3 separate regions of the Homo sapiens genome follow, and all the other regions are linked to region 2. The links are chromatin contacts, found by Hi-C or POLR2A ChIA-PET in ENCODE. All regions are on one chromosome and are shown on one strand. Each heading gives the region's core, a stretch centred on a gene start or an enhancer-like site at or near the end of the contact. The rest is flanking DNA. Distances are from core to core; before and after follow the strand shown. Region 1 holds the start of ROGDI (rogdi atypical leucine zipper). Region 2 holds the start of UBALD1 (UBA like domain containing 1). Region 3 holds the start of VASN (vasorin).

The links. Hi-C counts contacts between places; a loop is a spot of excess contacts on that map. ChIA-PET counts read pairs that join two places held with the same protein, here RNA polymerase II (POLR2A). Pooled maps may share reads with other maps.
Region 1: a map of CD8-positive, alpha-beta T cell shows a loop between it and region 2 (17-fold over the local background). The contact joins the promoter of ROGDI here to the promoter of UBALD1 in region 2. A Hi-C loop is called at or near these places in 6 of 168 maps with a recorded cell type or tissue (CD4-positive, alpha-beta T cell, CD4-positive, alpha-beta memory T cell, CD8-positive, alpha-beta T cell and 2 more), 16 of 37 single-sample maps with no recorded cell type and 23 of 50 pooled maps. POLR2A ChIA-PET finds 5 or more read pairs at or near these places in 8 of 52 experiments (CD4-positive, alpha-beta T cell, CD8-positive, alpha-beta T cell, HEK293T and 4 more).
Region 3: a map of naive thymus-derived CD4-positive, alpha-beta T cell shows a loop between it and region 2 (13-fold over the local background). The contact joins the promoter of VASN here to the promoter of UBALD1 in region 2. A Hi-C loop is called at or near these places in 1 of 168 maps with a recorded cell type or tissue (naive thymus-derived CD4-positive, alpha-beta T cell) and 7 of 50 pooled maps. POLR2A ChIA-PET finds 5 or more read pairs at or near these places in 2 of 52 experiments (PC-9 and Panc1).

What each region holds. Positions count from the first base shown.
Region 1 is chr16:4,800,925-4,803,882 of GRCh38, reverse strand. It overlaps ROGDI (rogdi atypical leucine zipper), which reads left to right and starts at 1,250. Exons shown (of 11, transcript NM_024589.3): 1 at 1,250-1,356; 2 at 1,430-1,501; 3 at 2,298-2,380; 4 at 2,562-2,616. The coding sequence starts at 1,312. GLYR1 (glyoxylate reductase 1 homolog) reads left to right here. Exons shown (of 16, transcript NM_032569.4): 16 at 1-680. RefSeq lists silencers at 743-954, 847-1,636, 1,677-1,736 and an enhancer at 1,242-1,742.
Region 2 is chr16:4,613,140-4,616,187 of GRCh38, reverse strand. UBALD1 (UBA like domain containing 1) reads left to right here and starts at 1,300. Exons shown (of 3, transcript NM_145253.3): 1 at 1,300-1,510. The coding sequence starts at 1,391. RefSeq lists enhancers at 1-106, 1-515, 516-1,088 and silencers at 1,040-1,279, 1,620-1,719, 1,760-1,869, 1,950-2,119.
Region 3 is chr16:4,370,350-4,373,137 of GRCh38, reverse strand. It overlaps VASN (vasorin), which reads right to left and starts at 1,290. Exons shown (of 2, transcript NM_138440.3): 1 at 1,145-1,290. The region is part of intron 9 of CORO7-PAM16 (CORO7-PAM16 readthrough); the gene reads left to right. All of the region lies in intron 9 of CORO7 (coronin 7), which reads left to right. RefSeq lists an enhancer at 1,083-1,908.

The DNA.
Region 1 (2,958 bases), core at 1-2,500, 190 kb before region 2:
TTTTTTATCCCTCTGCATGGGTTGGATTTTCCAAAATCATAATTTGCAGAAGGAAGGCCAGCATTTACGATGCAATATGTAATTATATATAGGGTGGCCACACTAGGGCGGGGTCCTTCCCCCCTCACAGCTTTGGCCCCTTTCAGAGATTAGAAACTGGGTTAGAGGATTGCAGAAGACGAGTGGGGGGAGGGCAGGGAAGATGCCTGTCGGGTTTTTAGCACAGTTCATTTCACTGGGATTTTGAAGCATTTCTGTCTGAACACAAAGCCTGTTCTAGTCCTGGCGGAACACACTGGGGGTGGGGGCGGGGGAAGATGCGGTAATGAAACCGGTTAGTCAATTTTGTCTTAATATTGTTGACAATTCTGTAAAGTTCCTTTTTATGAATATTTCTGTTTAAGCTATTTCACCTTTCTTTTGAAATCCTTCCCTTTTAAGGAGAAAATGTGACACTTGTGAAAAAGCTTGTAAGAAAGCCCCTCCCTTTTTTCTTTAAACCTTTAAATGACAAATCTAGGTAATTAAGGTTGTGAATTTTTATTTTTGCTTTGTTTTTAATGAACATTTGTCTTTCAGAATAGGATTGTGTGATAATGTTTAAATGGCAAAAACAAAACATGATTTTGTGCAATTAACAAAGCTACTGCAAGAAAAATAAAACACTTCTTGGTAACACAGCTGTGCCGCAGGAGTCCTGCTTCCCTCGTCCTCGGCGAGATGGGTGGGAGGAGAAGGCAGCGGCGGGGCCGGGGTGGGTTTTCGGGACCTCCGCGTCCGGGGTGAGACGGACTTGGGAGTGGCGGCGAGGTCCGCGGCAGGGTTGGAACCACGACCAATGGAGCCAAGCGGGCCAATAGGGAGGAGGAGCGGGGACAGACTGTCCTGCCGGCCAATGAGTGAGCGCGAGTGGAGCAGAGCGCCCTATCATATCCTGGGGGCGCCCCGGGAGCTCCGCCCCCAAGCGGGCGCCCCAGGCTGGTGCCGGCCGCGTCCCTGGCCAGCCGGAGCAAGCCTGACTCGTGCAGCCGCCGGCCGCGTCCCTGGCCAGGCGGAGCGAGCCTCACTCCCGCAGCCGCCAGTCTGGTTCCAGGGCTCCCGCAGGTTTCGGGGGCCGAGGCGGACCGACAGGCGCCAGCCAATCGCGAGCACGGAGCCGGCCTGGGGGCGGGGTGGTACCCGCTCCGCCAATCGGGTGGGGGCGGAGCCAGACGCCGGGGGCGGACGGGAGGACCGGAGGACCGAGGACAGAAAGATTGGTGGACAGGAGCAGCGGCCGGTGGGGAGGGCGCTCGGCGGCGGCCTGCGGCCATGGCCACCGTGATGGCAGCGACGGCGGCGGAGCGGGCGGTGCTGGTAAGGCGCGCGGGCCAGCGGGCGGGCCGGCGGGGCGGCGGGGCCGGGCGCGACCGCCGGGTCTGTCCCGCAGGAGGAGGAGTTCCGCTGGCTGCTGCACGACGAGGTGCACGCTGTGTTGAAGCAGCTGCAGGACATCCTCAAGGTAACGACCCGCGCCCTGCCCCGCCGGGCGTGGCGGCCCTCCCTCCTCATTTCCCTGGCTCCACCTGGGGCCGCGCGGCTGCGTCCTGAGCGCCTACAGTGTGCGGCTGCCGCGGCTTTCAGGCAGGGCCCCGCCTCCGCGAACTCGAGCCGACCTCATTATATAAGTACCTGTGTGCGGGCAGGGGCGGGTCCCGACGAGGGTGCTAGCAAGGGCCTGAGTCCCGCCCGGCCTCGGGTCGGGGAAGGCCGCCTTGGGAGCAGCGGCATCCAATCTGGGAGCCGAAGAATTCTGCCTCTGCCTGGCAGTGTGACTTCAGCCAAGTCACTGAACCTCCCTGGGCCTCCCTTTTCTCATTGGCAAAAGGGAGATAACAGTACCCGCTTCGCGAGGCTGGGGTGTAGATAAATGAGCCAGGCAGCTCACAGAAGTAACCGGCGTAGTGCTTGCTGTGGCCCAGGACCGCGGGTTACCATAACTACTGCCTTGTTCCCTGACTCTGCCCCTTGCCCCTTTCCCCCTCAACCAAGCTGGGAGGCTGCCCCTGTCTGTTTTGTATTCCCCGAGGCGGGCACACAGGAGGTGTTCAGGGAATGTGGTATAAGCAGAGATCGGGCTCACGGTTAGGTGCCCTGGGGGCTTGGGCAGGGTCTTCCCACCCCAGCTGAACCCAGGTGAGGCCAGGCCACGTTGTTCCTTCCCCCCGCTGACTTGGAGGGAGGGGGGCTTCTGGAAGGAGCACTGGGCCGGGCCTGAGTGGGCGCTACCAGCTCCCCTCCTTCCCTCTGTTCCACAGGAGGCCTCTCTGCGCTTCACTCTGCCGGGCTCCGGCACTGAGGGGCCCGCCAAGCAAGAGAACTTCATCCTAGGCAGCTGTGGGTGAGCCTGGGCTAGGCGGAAACCGGGGAAATGGGTACCTTGGGGGGTAGGAGGCATGGCCATAGCCCTGTCCTGCAGACCAGCTGGTTGTGCGATGGGACAGGAGGGGCAGCCCGCCGGGAGGGAGGGCTGGGTGGTGGGGGGGTGACCACAGGCACCGCTCTGACGCCACATGTTACAGCACAGACCAGGTGAAGGGTGTGCTGACTCTGCAGGGGGATGCCCTCAGCCAGGCGGTGAGTCCCCCGGCCCTGTCCCCTCCCATCCTGCCAATGGGGAAGAGCATGGGAGCTCCCACTTTCTCTCTGTACAAGCCCTGCGACTCTGGGCGGGACCCTTGATCTCTCTGGCCTCAGTTTTCTCCTTTGGAAAATGACAGCAACCCTCACACCTTCTCCCGGGATCGGTGTGCAGATTCAGTAAGAGGTGCAGGAGAGGGGTTCTTTGCACACGGCCTGGCCTGGCGTCCGGACCAGTGAAACATGGGCATTGGTGGATTAGGCTGGCCACACATCACAGTTGAATCAGCCAATGCCTGAACTCCAGTCTGCACCCGACTCTGTGCCAGGCACCAAGGC
Region 2 (3,048 bases), core at 51-2,550:
GAAAGCGGGAGAACTGCTGGGAGGGGGACCCCGAAGCACCAGAGGCTGCTGGCCCCGCCAGCCTGTCCCAGGCGCCGTCCAGAGGGTCATGGGGCTACAGTGGGGCAGGCCCAGAGCCAGGCTAGGAAGGACCCATGCCACGAGTGGGCGATGAGAGATTGAGTGAGGAGAGCTAGGAGGCTAGCTATAGGCGGTGACGTGCGGCGGAGCTTTTAAGTGGCTCATTCATTCATTCACTGAACGAGTATTTGTCGGCGCCTACAGTGTGCCGGGCCTTTCAGCCTAGACCAGCCGATTTGGGCCAAAATTCCTAGAGACCCCTCTCTTAAGGGCGTGCCTACTATTTAACACAGAGCGATGCCAATCACAGAGGGGTTCAGGGTCCCTAGGTCTTAGCAAAGACGCCTGTGGCCCGGCGTTTGCGCCCATGCACAGATCTGTATGCCCCACCTTGGGACCCCAATTCGTGCCAGAGCAGGGGCACGGGTGCCACCGAGAGCAATGAGGGCGACATGGACGTGCCTGGCTCTGGTCACGGTCTGGACAGCTGCGCACAGTAGGCACTTAGCGTTCAGTCACAGTCCCCGGGGCATGGCAAAGACGTCTGTGGCCTGGCGTTTGCGCCCATGCACAGATCTGTGGCCCCGGCCTCTGGGCTCCTAATTCCCGCCAGAGCAGGGGCGTGGGTGCCACCGAGAGCAACGAGGGCGACGTGGACGTGACTGGCTCTGGTCCCAGCTCAGGCGCCTGCACACATTAGGCACTCAGTTTTCAGACACCGTTCCTGGGCCTTGGCAAAAACGCCTATGCACGAACCTGAGGCCCCCGCCTGCGGACCTCCATCCGTGCCAGAGCAGGGGCCGGGTGCCACCCAGAGCAACGAGGGCGACGTGGACTCCCCCAACCCTGGTCACGGCCCGGGCATCCACACACAGTAGGCGCTCACAGTTCAGACACGGTCCCCAGGCCTTGGCCAAGATCCTGTGGTCAGGCATTTGCGCCCATGCACAGACGTGGCCCCCGCCAGCGGACCCCCATCCGTGCCAGAGCAGGGGCACGGGTGCCACCGAGAGCAACGAGGACGACGTGGACGCGCCCGGCTCGGGTTACGGCCCGGACATCCGCACAGCGGGCGCTCGGTGCTCAGACACGCCCCTTCCCGGGCTTCGCGTCCCCTAGGGTGCCGGCCCCGCTCCCCCGGGGCGCCCGGCGCACCGTGGGGACTACATATCCCAGCATGCCGCGGCGCCGGCGGAGCGAGGCGAGGCGCGGTGAGTCAGAGCCGCACAGTAAATATTTGTATTAGCCGGAGCCGGCTCGCTAATGGTGGACGCGTGAGGCGGAGGCGCGGGCGGAGGAGGGAGGCCGGAGCGGGCAGCGCGGCGGCGCCATGTCCGTGAACATGGACGAGCTCAAGCACCAGGTCATGATCAACCAGTTCGTGCTGACGGCGGGCTGCGCGGCCGACCAGGCGAAGCAACTGCTGCAGGCGGCCCACTGGCAGTTCGAGGTGCGCGGCGCCGGAGCCGGGCGAGGGCCGGGGCCACGGGCGGAGTGTGTCCCGCGTGGCCGCCGGGCGGGGGCGGACGGCGTGGACGCGTGCCGGCTGTGCGCCCCCTCCGGGCCGCAGACCCGACCCGCTTTCCCGACGGCGGTGCCCGGCGTCCGGATCCCAAGGGCTCGCGGCGGGCGGAGGTGGGAACCGGGCCACCGGTCGGGGATACGCCGCCCCCGCGGGGCCGCGAGTCCCCCGGGATCGAGACGGGGACCCCCCCCACCCCTTTTGTCCGGGTAACGGCCGAGGGCCGGGCGGCCCCGCGGTGCAGACGGACAGTCGGGCGGGCGGCCGGAAGGAGGACGCCCCAGGCCTCGGCAGAGCTGGGCCGGAGGGCGGAGCCGCTCCGGGCGAGTGGTCCGAGGGTCCGCGTGCCTGGTGGGCGGTCGGCGGCGTGCGCACACGTCCATGTGCATTTGTGTTTACGCACGCACCGCGCCACGGCGTCGGCCGGGCACCGGGGAGGTGGCGGACCTGCGGGCACGTTGGCGCGCGTGTGAACGCGCAGCCCCCTGGTGCGTTTGGTGTGTGATCAACGCGTACACATGTGGCGGGTGTGCAGATGCCGCCCGTGCCCGGCACGGTGTGATGTGTGTACACGGCCTGGAGTGTAGGGGTGGCGTGTCGGAGCCCCACACTACACCACAGGGATGAGCGTGTATCCCCTTCAGAGGTGTGCCTGGGGACTCCGTGTGCGCGACTAGGTGCTCTCCTGGGGCTGGCAGGGGCATCTGTCCCTTTACCGGTGCAATGGGGAGGGTGCACACGGTTCACCAGCTTTCGGGCTAGCTGGGTAGGAGGTGATGCTGCCCCGGTCTGGCACCCACTCCCCCGGGCCTCTCCTAACCCATAGGACAGTAGTGCTCCTGGCTTGTGCTGCCCAGAGGCTACCTGGCTTTCCCTAATTCACCGACCCCAGGATTAACCCCATGGTGGTTGGTATCAGGGGATGAGGCCAGAGCCCTTTGAGCTGTGCCCCTCACAGGGGTAGGGTCATGGCCTCAGCCATCCCGGTACCATCTGTGCCCAGCCGGGGACTGGGAACCTGGTTTCTCCATGAGGAGCCATCCCAGGGCCTGCAGGAGGGACTAGAAGCCAGAGGACTCTGAGGCTCCGCTTCCTGGGGACTGCAGGGGGATCAGAATGTCCCAAGCTTGGGACAGTCTGGGAAGGCAGTGGCCATCCCATCCAGATGAGTACATCCCTCTCTCCTTGCCTACTTCCCTCCTACCAGCCGTCGCGGAGGCCACTGATCCTGTGTGGTGTTCACCCCAGGACGTGGGAGGCTGCTCTGTCCCTCTGGCCTTAGTTTCCACATCTGTATGGTGGGGTTGGGGGGCATGAGTCAGCTTCTGTTGGCCAGCTTACTGCCCCCTGTGCCCCAAGGCAGCCCCACCCGGAGGAAGCTCCCTGCTTCCCTCCTGGTCTCCACAGCCCTCATCAGCCCTGTTTGTGTCAGGGGCTGGATGTGGCAAAACTTGCAAAACCGCATT
Region 3 (2,788 bases), core at 41-2,540, 240 kb after region 2:
TGCCCCAGCTCTGTTGGGTTTTTGTCAATAGCTGGGCCCATCCTGGACTTTGCTGCCCCCTGGACTGGCCCTAATGGACCCTGCTTGGAAGGTCCCAGCCCGGCCACCCCTCTATGCCCTCAACACCCAAAGTACAGTCTAGTGTGAAGGGACCTTGGAGATTTTATCCAATCCCCAGCCCTGGAGGCTCTCAGCCTGGGGAAGGGGGCTCTAGGTCCCGCTGCCTCTCTCCAGAGCCTCACCTGTCCTTGGTGCAAAAGGCAGGCATGGGGACACCTAGACCCCCAGGACCTCTTCCTTCCACCCTGCACACTCCACCCCTGGGCCACAGCAGGGGAGGCGGTCAGTGACCCTGGTGTGGCAATCGTTAACGAATGGGGGAGAGGCAGAATGGTTGGCACCAATCGGCTGGCCTGCCAGTGACCACAGGGGACCTCAGCAGTCCTCAGGCCCCAGCACTGCCAGCCCAGGGACACAAAGGACTAGGCTGGCTCCAGGCCACTGGGTTTGCAGCCCAAGCAAAGCCCCTTCCCTGGCAGAGGCAGAGACCCGGCACCCTGCCTGATACCCGAAGCTCTAAGGGCCCTGGCCAGTACAGGTCCATCCCCCACCTGGAGGGATGGGCATCGGACGCCCACCAGCCACTCCCCGCCCCTCCCTAGGGCTGCATATCTGTAGCCCCCAGCTGTGCTTTGAGTGACAAGGGTCCAGAGGACCCCGGGCAGCCCTTCTGCACAGCAGCACCTACTGCCGGACCCCAGGAGGGAAAAGTGACCCAAGCCTGTGGCTTGGCTATCCCCCTCAAAGGGGTTTGATTCATAAAACTGGTCATGCCGGAGGCCCAGCCGTGGGAGGAGGAAGCATGGGACGGGGTGTTTATTTTGTCTGCTTGCAGCCTCGCGGGCTCACCGCACACTCAGGCGCGCACCCTGGCCGGCCGCGGGGCTGTCGGCGCCCCAGGACGGCGGGGGAGGGAGCGTACAGGGCCTGCCCGCCGGGCGGCCCAGGTGACCGTGTGGGGCTGGGGCCGCGGTCCCGCCCGAGAGTGCGTGTGTGCGCGCGGCGGCGGTCCCCGCGCGTGTGCACAGCCTGGCCGTGGCGCCCCCTTCCCCGCCCGCAGCCCCCCAGCCCCACAGAAACTCACCGGGAGGCGGCGGCGGCGCAGGGAGCCGGGCGGGGCAGGCCGCGGCCTCAGTCTTTCCTGGCGGGTCGGGCCCGAGGGGGTCCTGGGTCCCGAAGCAACTGCGTTCGAGTCCGCGTCCACCCGCCCCGGGCTCGGGCTCCGGAGTCGGCTCGCTGGAGGCAGGTCGCGCCTTAAGAGTCCCGGGGGGCGGGCCCGCCGCGGCAGGGGCGGGGCCTCTCCCCATTGGCCGGGGCGGAGCCGCGTGGAGACACGCCCCTTCCCCACCGAGGGGCTCGTGGGCCGGGTTGCCCTGGCCCTCACCCTGCGGCCACCTGACCTGCGCGGGGAGACCTTGCCCGTCGTGGGTTTGCCGGATGACACTGGGCAGGTTTCTGCTTTTTGTGTAAAAAGCGAGAGACTATTTAGGAATCCTAAGCGTCACAGCCCAGATGCCTATGAGGCACCAGGCAGGTGACAAATGCCAGAAGTCCACCCCAGGGCCTCTGCGGCCCTGGAGAGGCAGGATGGCGGGAGTGGGGCTGGTAAGGGCTGAGTCCTCATGACCAGCCCGGGCCAGCTAGAGCTTTGGATTTTTGAAGAGAAACTGGAAATCCAGATTTTTAGGTGAAATCTCTCAATGTGTTATTGTTGGTAGCTAATCCCAATTTCAAAAAACTCCTGGCAGCCCACACAAAGCCCTTTCAAGAGCCTCCTAAGTATAAACTCCAATGCCAAATCTGAGCTCAGGGTCCTCTTAGCCACGACAGCCTTAAGAGTTGTGAGCAGCCCTGGACTCTCTTCCCCACCATATTATGAGATGAAGGGGCTGTGTCAGGGAGGGCAGTGGTGGTCTGCCCACGGCCCCACAGTTACTGGCAGCTTCAAGCCTGAGCTGTGGAGGCATAGGGGTGGTCACCGTCGGTGGGTGGGGCCTGGGCTGCAGTTGACAGTGGCCCTTGATTGGGCAGGAGGGGCGGGTGCCAGGGGCCGGACTAGTCCAGAAAAATCCCCTGCCTTGGAGGATTCCAGGAAAACACTCTGCCCTCCTCCCCCTCCGCGTTTGTGGTCAGTCATGCCTCAGAGCCTTTGGGGGCCCAGCTCAGCTCCTGACTTCCGGAGAGCCTTGGGACACCCACACCCCCTCCAGCCCGGCCTGTAGCCAAGGCCCTTGGCTGGGCTAGCTCTAGTCTTTGGGGGGCCTGAAGGCTTATCCCTGGGAGGCTGGGCCACACCAGCTGGAGGGTTTCCTAGTCTCTGGAGGACTCAGTTATCTCCAGAAGGCAGGATGGCCTCTGTGTCTAGCCGTCAAGGGCTAAGCAGGGCCTGGCTGGGACAGTCACCTTCTGGACCTCCCGTCCACAGGGCCCTCTCCCCACAGGGCCCCTTTCCAGGGCTGGCAGGGCTCCACAACCCATACGTTTCTCGGTCTACATGGATTAGGGCATGGCTTGCGGACCTCTGTTCCTGGGTTGGGGCTGGCCTTTGGGTGCATTTAGTGCAGGCTTTATGGGAGTTTTTACAACTTTGAAGGCACTGCTAACATTGAAAAATCAGGTGGTTTCATATTAAAATGGGGCTTCCCAGCTTGCATTGAACAGGAACTCTCAGCTGGGGCTGAGTGGCGGTTGCTCCCTCTGCCAAAATGTGGGCTCATGGGTCACCCCA